Regions from separate parts of the Mus musculus genome. Here region 2 is linked to region 1. Evidence: chromatin loops called from intact Hi-C (ENCODE). Cell type or tissue: left cerebral cortex. All regions are shown on one strand. Each heading gives the region's core, and the rest is flanking DNA. Links, peaks and the distances in the headings are about the cores only.

Evidence for each region. Hi-C counts contacts between places; a loop is a spot of excess contacts. Peaks named below come from ENCODE experiments on the same cell type or tissue, not always from the same donor. Only the 100,000 strongest peaks of a DNase experiment are listed, where the experiment ranks them.
Region 2: a loop joins it to region 1, with 2.1 times the contacts of the local background. A loop is called at or near these places in 3 of 42 quality-filtered maps.

The regions. Positions count from the first base shown.
Region 1 is chr4:101,063,085-101,074,358 of GRCm38, reverse strand. Raver2 (ribonucleoprotein, PTB-binding 2) reads right to left here and starts at 5,321. Exons shown (of 12, transcript NM_183024.1): 1 at 5,030-5,321. The coding sequence starts at 5,245. Gm35956 (a long non-coding RNA gene) reads right to left here and starts at 5,022. Exons shown (of 2, transcript XR_867959.2): 1 at 1-5,022. In left cerebral cortex, for the core only: a CTCF peak has its summit at 5,460 (motif pointing left); DNase peaks (open chromatin) are centred at 4,614, 4,892, 5,366, 6,307 and 1 more place; H3K4me3 peaks cover 1,754 bases; H3K27ac peaks cover 604 bases.
Region 2 is chr4:101,144,049-101,149,048 of GRCm38, reverse strand. All of the region lies in intron 11 of Raver2 (ribonucleoprotein, PTB-binding 2), which reads right to left. Among named protein-coding and RNA genes, the nearest start is that of Gm24468, 40 kb to the left of the region's middle. In left cerebral cortex, for the core only: CTCF peaks have their summits at 1,596 (motif pointing left), 2,534 and 2,736 (motif pointing right); DNase peaks (open chromatin) are centred at 1,928 and 2,803.

The sequences.
Region 1 (11,274 bases), core at 2,359-7,358:
ACAGTTCTCAGTGGCCTTGTTACACTGGGAATGCAGTAATGAACACCAAGCAGCCAGAACTGACAAGTTAACTCTGCTTAATGACATCAGAAAAGGATAACAAACAATGAATATGTAACTTAGAGAAATAAAATATTTTTTAAATACTTAAGTTTTTTACTGTATTTGTGTGTTTGCCTGTGTTTGTGTGTGCATGCATGCATGTACCAAGTGCATGCCTTATGCCTGACTAGGCCAAAAGTGGGTATAAGGGATTGGAGTTATGAATGGTTGCCTAGAATCCAGGGCAAGACTATTGGGAATGGATGGATCTACAGAAGACATCCGGAGTGGTGGGTTAGGCGGGGGGGGGGGGGGGGGGGGGGGAGTCATAAATCTTAGATTTCCATCGTATCATGTCAAACTACTCAGAGGTCATGCCTAGGAGGATGGAGGGATGGCCCGGCAGCTATAAACATTGGGTGCTCTCACAGAGAACTTGGGTTTGGTTTTTGGTGCCCTCAGGGCAGCTTCCAACTCGCTGCCTATAACTTCAGTTCCTGGCATTCCAACACCTCTTTCTGGCCTCCATGGGCACCAGGAACGTACACAGTACACATAGATACAGGCAAGCAAACATACACTAAACTAAAAATAATAAAACAAAATAACAACAAGAGAACAGGAGCTGTGGAAAGCCATAGGGTAAAAAATGGACACTTTCTCTAAGTGTCAAATCTCAGGGGAAAAAAGAACATTTTGTGATGAAGTTATTCTAAATCACTTTTAAATTCAGTGGTCCTAGTAGAACATAAAATGGGAAATTTTCAGACAGAACACAAAACTTGACCCAGCTTCCCTCTCACAACAGTCAAATGAGAGCCACTGTTTACTACTATGATGAGTGGTTTAGGCACTGGTTCTGGGTAAACGAAGCCAATGGTTTTCTGTAGGGTCATTTTTTATTTCTTTTTCATGTGTCTATGTGTGTGCGGGTGCAGGTGACATGTATGGGCATGCTTGTGGAGGCTTAAAGTTGACACTGAATGTCTTCTGTAATTGTTCGCCACTCTGTTTAGGCAGGATCTTTGGCTAGACCCGGAGCTCAATCTATTTAGCCAGCTCGCCTTGGGGACCCTGTGTTTCTGTCTCCTGGGTGCTAAGCTGCACAGCTTTGGGTTCTAAGGATTCGAACTGCAGTCCTCACGCTTGCACAACAGGCACATTATTCAACAAACCATCTCCCCAGCTGAGGATTTTTTTTAAACAAGAAAGGGAGATGGGATTTCTCTCAAGTGACACAGTGATACTGTACAAAGGACAGGCTAGGACGTAAGAGATGGGAAGGACCACAGATATGACAAACAGGAAAGTTATAACCATGTCTTCAAAAGGTAAAGAGACCTGATCCAAAGCTGGGACTGGGTAAACAAGAGAGCCAAGCAGATTGCAGAAAGTGACAGAGGCAGACCAGAGAGAGTCTGACTGACTGCACAGTAATATGAACATAAAGACTTTAATATGTGTGTATGTATGTGTGCTTGTATATACTACTTATTTTCCCCAGTACTGGGGACCAAACCCAGACATTTGTTAGGCAAGTACCCTGCCACTGAGGTATAATCCCAGCTCTATCTGTGTTTACTTCTTAATTGCGAGACGGGGTCTCACTAAGTTGCCCTGGCTGGACCTGAAACTTGCTCTGTAGCCGAGGATGATCTTATTCTTAAAGTGCTTCTGCCTCAGCCTCCCAAGGAGCACGCATCACAGGGCTGTGCCATCAGGTCCAGCAAGATCTTATAATTTGTATTTCTCTATTTCATGCATGTACTTCTAAAGGTTTCACTTTTAAAGTACTTTCTATAAATATTTAAGTCACAGAAACTGTGAAGCTGTAGGCTGTCGTCACTGTAAATGTTATACAAATATGTGAAAGAAATTCAAATTGTATTTTAAAGAGCTATGTTTAAGAAGAAATTCCCCAGAGGCTGGGGAACTAGCTCAGTCGGAAAGGTGCTTGCTTTACCAGTCCTAAAATGTCATTTAGATCCTTGGGATCCCAGTGGTGTGGAGGTAGAGACAGGAGGACACTGGGGCTTGCTGGCCAGGCAGCCCAAACTAATGGGTAAGCTGCTGACCAATGAGAGACTCTGCCTCAGAAGAGATGGACGTGGAGGAGAGGCTGGAACAATAGCTAAGTGAATAAAGCACTTGTTGCTCTTGTAGAGGACGGGGGTTCAGTTTCCAGCACCCACCCAGAGGCTAATAGACATTCACAACTAATTCCAGTTCCAGAGGAGCCTGATGCCCTCCGCAGATCTCTGTGGGCAGCAGGCATCCACATGACATACATAACAGAAACTCCCATACACATAAAATACAAGATAATTAAATATAAAAAAAATTACAAAGTTGAAAATTAAAGCTGAATGTGTTGGTGCAAGCTTTTAATCCCAGTACTCAGGAGACAGAGGCAGGAGGATTTCTGAGTTCAATGCCAGCCTACCTACATAGTGAGTTCCAGGACAGCCAGGGCTACACAGAGAAACCCTGTCTTGAAAACTAAAACCAAAACCAAAACCAAAAAAAAAAAAACCAAAAACAAACAAACCACTCATTATCACACAAAAATAATCTATTGGACTTCCTTTTTGTTATCTTTTGGAAGTTAACATACTTACACCTAATTTACTTACCTAGGTCACACTGCCATTTTTAGTTACAAACACGAACAGAAAACTGGCAAAGCTAATACACGTATTGAGGACGAGGGGCTTGGGGTAAGGGGCAAAGAACATGCTCCAACACGTGAGAGCAAAGGCTGATGTGTTTAGATTTCAAAACTGTGTATCAGAACCATCAAAACAGTTTATTCTCCCCATTACTCGAGAAAAGATCCATGGCAGAATCAGTCAGGAGATATTTGCTTCGCCACTGACTGGCAGCTCTGTTTTGACTTTTGAGTGAATCTCTCCAGTTCTTTTAAGTGTGTATGTGTTGGGGGGGGGGGCACATGAGAATTGAGCTTGATGCAAAATTTAAATGACTTTACTGAGACATCTTAGTTTAAATCAATTTTATTCGCTCATTTATGCAAATAAACTAGCTACTTTTTACAGAAAAAATCCTGAGATTTAGAGTAGCTGTAAGTTTAAAACCGAGGGGGAAAAATGTCCCTACCCCCAAACAATCGCAGATGTGAGTGTCTAAAAACCTTCTGTCAGCATTTAGATGAGGTAGGATTGAAATAGTTCCTCAGACCCTTGGGTTTCTTTTCCACCTCTTTTGGGAACAGAAATGCAAAAGCTAACAGTGAAGCAAGAACACACAGAACAGCCTTGAATTTGCATTAAGTGTTTTTAGACTTCAGGAAGGGGAATGTTACAACAGAAATAGCTGACATTCTGCAGAGGAAATCCAGACACTTCTCCATCTTCTGCTAGCTTGTCTATCACAGAGTCCATAGTTCTTTAATTTGTTCTGTAGATGCCATCTGCTTCTCCCAAGCCCCCCTCTCCCTGAGCTCCACGGAGACCTTCCCCATTCAGGAGCAGGAAGGCTGTTTTTCCAGTGTAGAGGACCTTCAGGTGGCAACCCAAAACCACCACCTGACAGAGGGAAGTAGGCTCTGTGGCACCTCTTAAGTTGAATGGTGAGATGCCACCACCTAAATACCTTATGAGGTTGTAGGCTTATGTTTATTATATCTACAGAAAGTCTACCAATGGTAATGAGGTAGGCATTATCATATTCTATAAGTCACAGAGAACATGCAACTGTCACTAACCAGTCCTCTTGCAACTCTGTATGAACTCTGTATGAGGAATTTCATAACAGAATAGGGTGGGTTTATGAAATTCCTTCCGTGGTCCGACCTATCAAGGCAGATCTAGTTTACACCAAATACCTATACATGCAACGTACAAGCATCTTCAGGAAAACTGTAGGAAACCTAAAGAATGCTACATTGTTTCATGTTTTTGATAAAAAACAAAAACAAATGCATGTGCATACTTGTGCACAAGAAAAGGAAGAAAGACAACATGGTTATAGTTCAGTTGGTAGAGTGTTGCATGCATTCATGAAGTCTTGGGAGTAATAAACACACACTCTCTCATGCATGCAGGACTGTTGCGCCGAGCCTGTGGTACACACCTGAAATCCTAGCACATGGTAGGTGGAGAAAGGAGGATCAGAAATTCAAGGCCTGCCTGGGGATACTTGGCACGCTGTCTCAAAGAAAGAAAGGAGAGGAAAAGAGGGAAAAACAGAGAGAAAAAAATGGGGAGGGCTATGAATGAGAATGAATGAATATGAATCCCGAGAAAATCCTTCAAATTCTCTAGCGCTCCTACAATAAGATTTTAACTTTCGCAATCAGGGAAAAAAAAAAAAAGAAGTTAAGTCGACTCGGGCTTTCTAATCCAAGAAGCAACAGTTAATCTGGATTAAAGACTGCGAGCTGCTTAGCTTTAAACTCCGCGCAAGCACAGAAACAAATCCTGCCATACTTGGTTTGGCAGAAGGCTGCAAGACTGCCGGCGCAGTATCAGCCTCTGCTCTCTGCGGCCTTAACAAGCGGAGCAAAGTTGTTTCATACAAACTTGGTCAAGTGCTTCTGCAGAAGAACTCGCCCAGCTTTCCCGTGACCCCGCCCCCGTGGCAATCCAAGTCCCCAACACCCTACGCGGGACCCCTTCCCTTCTCGAGGGGCTCCGGAAGCCAGCCCCCTAAATCTGAGCTCCTCAGCTCCCCACCACGCGCCTTCACCTTCAACACCGCCTTGGGCTGGAGGGAACACAAAGTACAGACCAGACGTGGCAGCATCCGCCCCAGAACCCCCTGACCTTGCACGAGCCGCTCCGCCTTGCCCAGCCTCAGTTTCCCAACACGCTGCTCTCGCTGGCTGCAGAAAGGCTTCGTCGAGGCAAAGGGCTCTGGGCTCGGTGCGCATACCTCCTTCTCTCCTAGGCGCCGGGACCATTACGGTCTCCTCCGGTTTTGCGGTGTCCCCAAACCCGCCCCGGTCACCCCGGCCCGGTGCCCATACCTGGGAGCTGCTGTCCTGGGGCAGGTTTTTCACTAGGATTTTCCGCCGGTTGCTCAGCTCCCGTCGCATCCGCTGCAGCCGTGCAGCCACCTCCTGGGGGTGCAGCGCAGCCACCTCCCCCGGGCGCAGCGCGGGCTCCGCGGCCTCCCCCGCCGTCCCAGCAGAGGGTCCGGATCCCGAGCCCGCGCCCCCCGCGCCGCCTCCCCGCGCCGCCATCTTCCCGGCGCCCCGCTGCAGACTCGGAGAGGCCGGAGCGAAGCGGGAGAGAAAGCGGAGAGGCCGCGCGGGGGCGAGGCGGGCCGGACGCGGAGCAAGGGCGCGCGGGCGGGGGAGGCGCCGCAGCCGCCGACGCGGGAGGGGCGGAGCCCGGAGACACGCCCTATCCAGCCACGCCCCCGACGCTCCGCCCCCTCCCCCTGCAGGACACCTGCGGAATCTAGGACGCGGTAACATGGTGGGACTCGAACCCCTACCAACACTACCCCTAGCTCGCCGCGCTCGGCCTCGCCTCTCAAATCCGAGGGCCTCAGGCGCCACTGCGCAGGCCAGAGAACTCCTGGCCTCAATTCTGACACATCAAGAAGTGCGCATTTGGCAAAGTTAAGTTTTCGATGAAAAATAACATATGAGATTTATCTAAAAATATTCTGGGGGAAGGTTTGGTATTATTTAGTAAGACCTGAGCATAACAAATTTTCCTGGTTGTGTATAAGAAATCATTATCTTTCATCGGTCCCTTTGCGGCCTAAGATGACAACCTGGCTAGTTGTATTTGCAACACAAATCAAAGCTGAAACAAAGACTAGGACAGCTTCGGCAGAAGGCAGGGGAATAAGTTCCTTGATTATTTGAATTGAAACTTGGAAGGAGACATACTGTGGAAAGATATACCTAGTTAAAGTGAGATCTACAAAATATAATAAATACCCTTCAACTCTCACCAGCTGTAATGACTATTAGCAAATAGGAACACACACCTTACTTAAGTGTGCCCCATGAAAATGCACAAAAAAAAAAAAAAAAAAAAAAAAGCCTGTTTAACCCAGCAAGTGATCTGTTAAAGGAAAATGCTTTAAATATCATGAAAGGGCTGGAGAGATGGCGTATCGCTTTAGGGCACTTGCTGCTCTTGCAGAGGACCACAGTACTAATTCGAGTACCCAAGTCAGATGGCTCACAACTACCTGTAACTCTGCCTCCAGCGGATCCAATGCACTTTTCTGGCTTCCAGAGAAACACACACACACATCAAATGAATAAAATCATAAATTCAGTACTGAGCAGGTGCCACCCACATATTTCTAAGTATGTTACAGTGCTTCCCTTTAAAAAAAATCCAATTAGGCAAAGCTTATTTTCTTCCCATTACACATGAAGAAATGGAAGCTGGTGTGATTAGGCTCAATGTTCTAAATATTATAAAAATAAGTCATCTGTAATCACTCTACCCCAAAATTACGGTTAATAGTCCTCAGACTGTTCTAGAATACTTACATCATTAACATGAGTGAGGGCGGTGCCCCAGTATTTACAACCCTATTCCCTAGACACAGAGAGAAGATCCAATAGGCCTATTACAGTCTGTACCCACAGTGGAATATTGTTCAGCTATAAAAGGAAGGCGAAGGCTGCCAAAAGGTAGGTGAACCTCCAGATCATTAGGTGAAAGAAGATAGAGACGACAGTCACTCACTGTGTGATTCTTCTCATCAGGTAAATCCACAGAGCAAAACCAAGAGCTAGGCAAGGGTTGAGCAGAGCAGGCCATGGAACGCAATGGCTCCACTGGCTCACATGTCCCCGTGAAGCAATAGACATGTTCTGGAACTATAGAGAGGTGACGGTTGGCAAAAGCTGTAAATGCACCCAGTACCGCCGCAGGTCGTTTTTTAACTGATAATGGGAAGTACACCTTATAAACATGTCAGCTTATTTTTTTTTTCATGTTGCTCTGATTTAAAAACAAAACAAAATCTCCAACCAAAGCAAATTAAGGGAGAAGAGGCTTATTTCAGTCCACCATTCAAGGACAGAGTCACCCTAGCAGAGAGGTCAATGTAACAGAAGCTTGAAGCAGCTGCTCACAAGGCATCCACAAGCAGAAGCAGAGAACAGTGAGTGCATGGTCTCAGCTCTCTCTCTCCACTTCAGGATCCCAGCCAGGGAGTGGGAACTCCACAGGGCAGGGTGCCTGCTTAGTACTTCTGTTGACTTGACACAAGCTGGAGTCATCTGGAAAGAGAGAACCTTGATTGAGGAATTGCCTCCATCAGATTAACCCATAAGCAAGTCTGTGGGGCACTTTTTTTTTTTGGATGAATGATCATTTTTATTTTAAACTTTATCCTTTTGAACTTAAAATTTCATGCATCTTAAACCTAAATGATGCATGGTTTTATAGAGCTGAAGGACTTTGAAAGGGATAGTCTTCAAAGTGGGCCAGAACCAAGAATAGCCTCAACAAGTGCTGTGTACCCAGACTCACTCATTAAGGTTCAGAACGTATATTTACCCAAATGAGCACCGTCTCCTTGACAAACATCTATTAAAGGTCTGCTAAGTTCTAAACAATAGATATATAAAGACACTGAGAGTTCAGAAATAATACAATAAGCATCCTGACTGATAAGGGCCAGGCCTCACTGGGAGAGAATCATATAATGATTATAATTAAGTGCCGCTAATGAGTTTGCAAGCAGAACTCCAGGGCAGCCCTGAGAAGCAGTGATCTGAGTGACGTCAGCGATGCTGCGTTTGCTTGAGGTCTTTCCCCAGCGGCTGCTAAGTTATTGACTTCAAAATCTACAGCAAATTATTCTAAATGAACTGTTGTTTGAAGTCAAGCCTGGCAATAAATCATCTCTCTCTCTCTCTCTCTCCATTCTTCCTCCCCCCTTCCTGCTGTGATGACAGTTATTCAGGTTTCAGATCAACAATCCTTTCTTGTTACTTTTGTTCAACTGTTTTCAGAGAATTTGGAAAAAGTAACTGTCCACTGATTACACATTTTAAAACGGAATTGGCAGAGAGAGAGAGAGAGAGAGAGAGAGAGAGAGAGAGAGAGAGAGAGAGAGTATGAAGCTACGGAGACTTGGGAATTCCAGTCTTTATGATTCAGAAGAGGTCCTTTCACCATAGGGTTTAGAGCTGACTCTAAATTGTAGCTTCTACAGAAAAATAAGGAGCACGCTAATCTGAACTCTTCATGGAGTGTAATTATCAAGCTGCAATGGATTACCAATATCCATGGGTCATTATCACAGTCTACATAATTACCTTGGGCTTAAAATAGGAGCTATGTGTTCACTTCAGCCTCCTTTTTTTTCTTTCTTTCTTTTTTTTTTTTTTAATGGGTGGTTGAGTTGCTTGTTTTTAAAGATTTGCAATTGGGGAAAATCTCAAAGAGGTATAATAAGCCTTATTACTTCTAATAAAAACAACCTCTTGTATTCAAACATTATAATTATATATCATTATAATATAGATTAAAATTAGTTAAATAGGGCTGGGGAAGTTGCTTAGTTGGTAGAGGGCTTATTTAGCATGCAGAAGCCCTAGGTACCATCACCAGTACTGTATAAACCAGGGGTGGAGGCACACAGCGACAAACACAGCACTCAGGAGGACATTACAAGTTGAAGATTATCTTTGACTACATTGTGAGTTTGAGGCCATTGTGAGAACACATTATTCGACTGCAGGGGGATGGAAGGAAATTCAAAAAGAGAGAGGGGAAAAAACCAAGAGAAAGGGAGAAGTTGAGTGTGTTAATTATAAGAGCATTACATTTGACTATTCCACACTACGGAACAGCTGTCTAACGTACCAGACATAGCCCTGGACAGGGCACTTGATTTGATTTTTATTCAAAAGTGAATCTCTCCCTAAAGTAATTACATCTCAGGAATTTCTAGCTTTGCTTGGTTAATACTTTTAATAAAGTGCTCAGTGGCTCCGCCTCCGCCTCCGCCTCCGCCTCCGCCTCCGCCTCCGCCTCCGGCTTGATTTTTGACTTGGGGAGATCGTCCTGAGAAGTCAGGTCTTCTCACACAAGAAGTTTGTGTGTGAGATGAGGCAGTCCTGGGACAGAGCATACAGAGCACTGAAGGTATCAGTAGCACCAAGGTGTGGCGTTCACAGTTCCAGCTGTTAGAGGCTGATTCCGTTTTAAGTGAACAGCTTGGCGAGTCCAGGGGGAACTGGAATGGGGAATGTAGTGACTTTCTGGCAGAGAAATGGCCCAATAAGTTTAGCTTGTTGAAAAACAACTCTGAAAGCAGTGGAGGAAATGAGTGCATTGTATGCTAGGAATCTTGTAAGACAGAGGGAAAAGATTTCCCTGGAAGTTCCTACTGAGAAGATTAAGCCGGAGAGCCATGAATGCAGACACTTTATGTAGGTTATCCGAACCTTTATTCTCTCCCTTTAATGTGATAGTGTTTGAACCCTATAACTGACTTGCCATAGAGCTAAAATGTACCTTTTTGCCAATGAGGAATGCAAGACAAGGAAAGCTGGATACATTTTCAAGGACACAGCAGGTGGGCCACCAAGTTCCTATGTAAAATCATCTACTTTTAGGACTCAGATATATCATAGTGTGAAGGTGTAGCCACAGAAAGGGTTGAGTATGTCTGAGTTTCCTGAGATAGGCATGATAGTGTTAAGTCCTATAGATGCAAGAGAGGCAGGATCCAAGTCCAGTGATCTCAGTGCAATTTTGTGTAACTGGAAGAGCTACTTAAAGCATGAGAAAAAGCCAGATGTGGTAGTACATCTGTCATGCCAGCATTTGGGCTGCTAAGAGGTTTATTTTTTTTTAAACTAAATTTATTTATTTCATTGTGAGTGTGTGTGTGTGTGTGTGTGTGTGTGTGTGTGTGTGTGTTCGGATGCCACAGAATACATGTAGAGATCAGAGGACCACTTGTAAAAAGCCAGTTCTCTCCTTCTACCATGTAGGACTCAGGAATTGAACTCAGGCAGCCAAGCTTGGCACCAAGTGCCTTTACCCACTAGACAATCATGGACCATGAGCGAATATTTAAATGTGCTAAATCTCAGCCACTTTGTCTCTAAACACACAGAAGTCAGGTACTGAAGGCCACTGGGAAGATTTGCTGAGGGAATCTGCACAAGGCTCAAGGGCCACATAAGTATTAATAATGCTAAGGAATGTCTTTTATTTTCTTAAACCCATGGTGACACACTCAGTTGTTGGCAGAGAATGGCATTACTGATTTAATGTGAGATGGGAAGGATGCCACAAGAAAGAGAAGACTCAGCTCAGGTAGCAAAGACTCCAAGCTCAACTTAGGCATCTGAGTTTCAGCTAACGCTGGACACAGGATATGCTCTTGCTGAAGACAGTCTAGAAGGTGTGAGCTAAAACAATTATACTCGAAGATTACTAAGGCTGCGGTCATGCATTGAAAAAGAAGTTTAAGAAGAAACAGAACTTCGTTGAATAACCCAAGGTCCAGAGGGATAGGGAGCCCAAAGTGTTGTGCTCTTTGCAGGCTCTGTTTGCACCCTGTGAGCCCATCTCCTGAGACAGAGCAGATGAAAGTGGAAAGACACCAGGCAAAAGTAATTGGGCTACATCGTGCATTGAGCCAGTGTTCTGTTTGCCTTCCCCAGAGTTGAGAGCCATCTTGGATCACTGACTGAACCAGTTTTCAGTTGAGCTCTGTCTTCCTGGTATGCATCCCTTTGTGGCTCACAATCAGAGCAGCTATGATGGCCTACCAGAGAGACCCTCACAAGGCTGGGCTCAATTATATTCTTCTGTGGCAGGCTAGACGGCTCACAGGCTTCTGAGACCCCACTTCTCCATCAAGACATATAAATTGCTTAACAGTTGCTAGGAGAAGGAGGCCTCTAAAGAGGTGTAGCACGTGAAGGTTGCCTGACTTCCTGTAGGTAGCCCTTCACCCCTGCTTCTGTAAATAACACCAATTAAATGGCTCCAGTCACCAAATCAGGACTGTGTGCCTCCATCTTCTCTGAGGTGAATTGTCTCTCCAGGAAACCTCACTGCAAAATTAGCACTTGCTGCTCGCCTGCATCCCAGGTCACATCAGCTAGGAAAATAAATAGGGAAATAAATGTAAATATTCAGAAAAAGAAAAAAGATCCCACAAGAACTGTGAAAATGTAGCTTCAGAGAAGCCAATGAAGCAAATTATCTCTACATTTTGGCCCTGGTCTTCCATGAGACACACCCCAAAGTGTGTGTGTTTAGG
Region 2 (5,000 bases), core at 1-5,000, 77 kb before region 1:
GCAGCTCGTTCTGCAAGTGAGATTTTCCCAAACATGAGGGGTGGCTTAGGGTTTACTTCTGTGGACAGACACCATGACCAAGGTGGCTCTTATAAAGGACAGCATTGAGTTGGGGCTGGCTTAATAGGTTCAGAGCTTCAGTCCATTAGCATCAAGGTACATGGCAGCCTCCAGGCAGACCTGGGACTTCTGGAGTTGAGAGTTCTACGTCTTCATCCAAGGCAGACAGGAGAAGACTGTCCCCTACGTGGCTAGGAGGGACTCAATGCCCACCTCACAGTAACACACTTCCTCCAGCAAGGCCACTCCTCCTAGTAGTGCCACTCCCTTGGCCAAGCATATTCAAACTGCCACAAGGAGCAAGATGCAAACACCTCTCACAGTGGGCAGAGCTCCCCTATGCCTCCCTCTCTCCGTGCTGCATGGTGACCACGTTCATCCTTAAAGCAAGAGCCTTCTAGATCGTCTTTATTCTCCCAAACCAGGCAGACACTGGATGTTGTTATTCAAATGGCTCTATATCATCCAGAGCCAGCCAACAGAGACCGAAGAGGTGAGCCTGAATGTCAGAGAAAAACATTAGTTAAGAATGAGAAATGAAAAATGCCCTTGTGGCTCATACAGCAGCGGAGAAGGATAATTCTGACTTAGTACATCAAAGACGGCTAGCTTTGTAAGGATTAGTGAGTGGGGAACAACGGTAGTTGGAGGTTTTGAAGCAAGCACAGTAGTCTGAGAAAAACAAACTCGTAACTAAAAATGAGTAAGAAACATTTAAAAATTGCCACAAAGAGAAAAAAAGCACACAGATCAACTTCCTCTTGTCTGTCACAGCATGCGGCGTCTCTTCCTTCATACCCTTCACCTTCAGGTCTTGGGCCCTAGGCTTCAATGAATGAATGAATGAATGAATGAATGAATGAATGAAAACGTGCACTTGGCTCTCTCCAAACTCCTATCTGAGGGCTTTCCTCAGTTACTGGAGAGGAGTCGGTAGGAAAGGCACTTGGCAACAAGAGTCATGTCCTGGGCTCTACCTCTGGGGGCCACACAGTCCTCTGACCTCCACAAGCAGGCCATGACGTGTGCCCTTCCATCCCTGTGCACAAAATAAGCATTTTAAAAAATTTCAAATGCACTTGAAACAAAGCTCACCCTAGCCCTGTGATGCTACCCAGCTGCAGCTTTGGGAGCCAGTAGCTCGCCCTGCAGATGCAGCACACCCAGGTACTTTCTGCACCGTAGCACATTTAAAGTTCAAAACGCTGTCCCAGGACAGCAGGGAATTTAGAATGTAACATGCTACTAGCAGAGTGTGGTGGCAGATACCTTCAAGTCCCAGCACTGTTAAGGATCCCAGCTTTTAGAAGGCAGAGGCAGAGGGATGTCTGAATTTATGGCCAGCCAAGGTACACGGTAAGATCATGTCTCAACAAAACAAAACAATTTAAAAGTTGTGGGCTGGAGAGATGGTTTCATGGTAAGAAAACACTTGCTGCTCTTGCAGAGGACCAGGTTCAGGTTCCAGCAACCACACTAGGGAGCTCATCACCTTCTCAATGTCCAGATTCAAGAGTTAGACTCCCTCTGCTGGGCTCCATAGTCACCTGCAGCCATGCAGTATAAACACTGACAAGCAGTCTCTCTCTGTGTGTCTCTGTCTCTCTCTCACAGACAGACAGACAGACACACACACACACACACACACACACAAAGTATAACCTGCTGATTTGGTGAAATTGCACCAGCACAAGAACATCCCGTCAGGTTGCTTTCACAACACTTCACTAGGCCTCATCCAAGAGCCGTCGCTCCCCCGCCCCCCAGGATGGGCCCTTTCCAGAAAACATTCATCTTCAGCAGGATTCTCCTCAGGATGAGGTGAAACCGCCTATCATGATTCTTCCTGGGCTCTGATCTTTGGAACCACGATGTGAGGAGGCGGCTTCCTGAGTGCTGTAGTTATGATGTCAACAATTTCCACTCCCCTCTAGCCTCCCGCGGGGGAGCCCGGCATCTTCACTCTTAGCTAGTCAGCTATCTCACCAAGAAGATGAGAAATCCAGAGAGTTGACAATGACTACTGGACTCCTGGCCCTCAACCCTTGGCATCTCAACCTCCCACATAATTTGTGACAACATTCTCCCTGACATCCAGATTCCTGAGATAGATGGCCAATCAGCAATGAACATCATACGGGACCAGCCAGGCAAACTAAATCTCCTCCCAGCCCCCCAAAACCCATTCTACCCGCGTTCCTACCCATCTCAGCCAGTGACAATTCCATTTTTCCAGGTCCTAAACCTATGTTCTGGCCTTCCTATGTTCTTTAGTCATAGCTTAGAATAAAATCCTAAGTACACAAAGGACCTAACAAGGTCCTACCTGTCTGCCCTGTCCCCACCCACTGAGACTTCTCCATTTCCATCTTGCCCCAGCCTCTCCTGCTGGGCGCTCTCCCTCCCTTTGTTCCTTTAACAAGGTACCAAGTTTGTCTCATGCATCTCTGCACTGGCTGTTCCTACTTGTGGGACTGTATGACACCGACAACTGTGTATCTATAAGACTCACATTTGCCCCCAAAACTCACCTGGCAAGTCACTGTGTCACATTTTTCAAAAATGAAAACCACCCGGAAAGTCTCAGTGGCCACAACTGTGTAAGTTAGACACCTTAAGTTCATTTAATGGTACAAAGGAATGTCCTGTGTCACATAACATGATGTGCTCTTGCACTGTTTGCCCACTAGATGGCAGCATTAGGCTCTCTAAGGAGAGACCGAGACGCTTCATTGCTTTTTAGTTCATTTTTGGGTTTGCGGCCACCCTAACTCATCACACATTCTGTAGCCGATTCCCTGGGTTGGACGGCCAGCTTCCCAGCAGGAAAGATCCATGTAACCAGGGAAACACAAGACTATGGCTTGGCAGTGCAAAGGACTCCTGCCAGTGAGCCAGGCGGCTGCCCCAAGCCAAGTGTGGAAAGAAAAACCCAAATCTCAGTTTAATGGTCAGGGAAAACGGTGAAGGGATTCCTAAATTATCCTTCATATTACTGAAACTAATGATTACGCCATGCTGAAAAGGTACTTTTTCTACTTCAATAAAAGGGGGCAGGAAGGAATATTCTATTGTTTTGTCAGATTGTAGTTAGAGGCTATACTCGGGCATTAAATATTTAATAAGCTGGCTCATGGGCTCCTGTAACATGGACGTATAACACCCATCTGATGCAGACAGACCTGTTCATCTTTACCTCAGACTCTGAAATATCAAACTGTCTATAGCTATCCAAATTAAAAAGATCTTTCAGCTAATAATGCTATTAGACTTTAAAATAACTCCATTTGTTTCTGGCTTCATTTTTCATCGTCCACTTCAAATATCTAGGACATGTAATTTTGGGAAAAATCAGCTGCATCTCAGTGTTGAGTACAGTAACTATAGCCAGGGATGTGGGGAGGTAACTACTTAAAATCAGCTGCATCTCAGTGTTGAGTACAGTAACTATAGCCAGGGACGTGGGGAGGTAGCTACTTAAAATCAGTTGCATCTCAGTGTTGAGTAACTACAGCCAGGGACGAGGGGAGGTAGCCACTTAAAACTGGCTTCTAAGGAGCTCTAGATTGGAACACGCCGGGTTAACGTGGTTACGGTACGCACTTTGGAACTTCAGGAACACTAAGTAAATATGCTTCCTCTATTTAGGATAACTAAGGTTTGTTTCTAAACTACCACACTCCAGGGCTGGCAGGATGGCTCAACAGTTAAAAGCGTGTATACTGCTCTTACAGAGAATGTAAGGTCCGCTCCTAGCCCCACACTGGTCGGCTCCAAGAGAATCTGGTTCACCCTCCCTGCCTCTGCAGGCACCTGCTTACATGCACATACTCTGACACAAACACATATGCATATAAGTAACAAGTAAACACTGAACATATCGTTAGTCCAGTGTTTGTTTCTATGTACAGAGCTGGAAGACTCAGTCTGACCCCAGAGTATCCCCGCACTGCCAGTGACAGCCGCTGACTCTCCGTCTGACCCCAGAGTATCCCCGCACTGCCAGCGACAGCCGCTGACTCTTCCTCTGCACTCCCAGAGCAGTCATCTGACTTTCCCTACAGATTTACTTATTCTGAACACTGCACATAAACAGAATCATACATGTGGCCTCTTTGGCTTACTTCACTTAGCATGCTTTTGTGGTTCATCATGCTGCTCATTTGCTTGCTAACTTGTAGACAACTGGGCCTTTCCATTTTGGCTGTTAGAGATAATTTACCGTAAACATTAGTGTATAAACTGGTATGTAGATACATTCAAATTCTCTTAGCACATATCTACAAGTCAAACTCTTAGTTTGAGGAATGCTAACTTTTACTGACAGTTCACCATGCCTTTGCCCATATAGCTGTGACTCTTTTTCCTTCCAGTTTCTTGGTGTGGGTCATCTCATATGACCTACATTCCATGCTTGTCACTCTTATCCCTGCTGACATCTGCTGCAGTCCCTTAATGAAGTTTTTATTATGTTGACAGCCTGCTTGGTGTGGCCCAGCTCCCACACTGCCCAAGGTCGTTCTTTACATATGACTCACTTTAATTCTTTATACCGTCGTCTCCTAAGTCCAACACCCAGGAGACCTTATGAGCATTTTGTATTACCTGCTTCCCCTGTGCACGGTGTCTTAGTCAATGTTCTATTGTTGACATCATGACCATGGGAACTTTTATAAAGGAAAACATTTAACTGGGGCTGGCTTACAGTGTCAGAGGTTTAGTTCCTTGTCATCATGGCAGGAAGCATGGCAGAGACGGTGCTGAGGAACAACATGGCAGAGATGGTGCCGAGAGATCTACATCTGGCTTGGCAGGCAGCAGGAAGAGAGACAAGAGGCCTGTCTTCAACAATTGAAACCCAAAGCCACACCTACTCCAAAAGACCACACCTCCTAATCATTGTCAAGTACTGCCACTCCCTAATGACCACGCATTCAAAT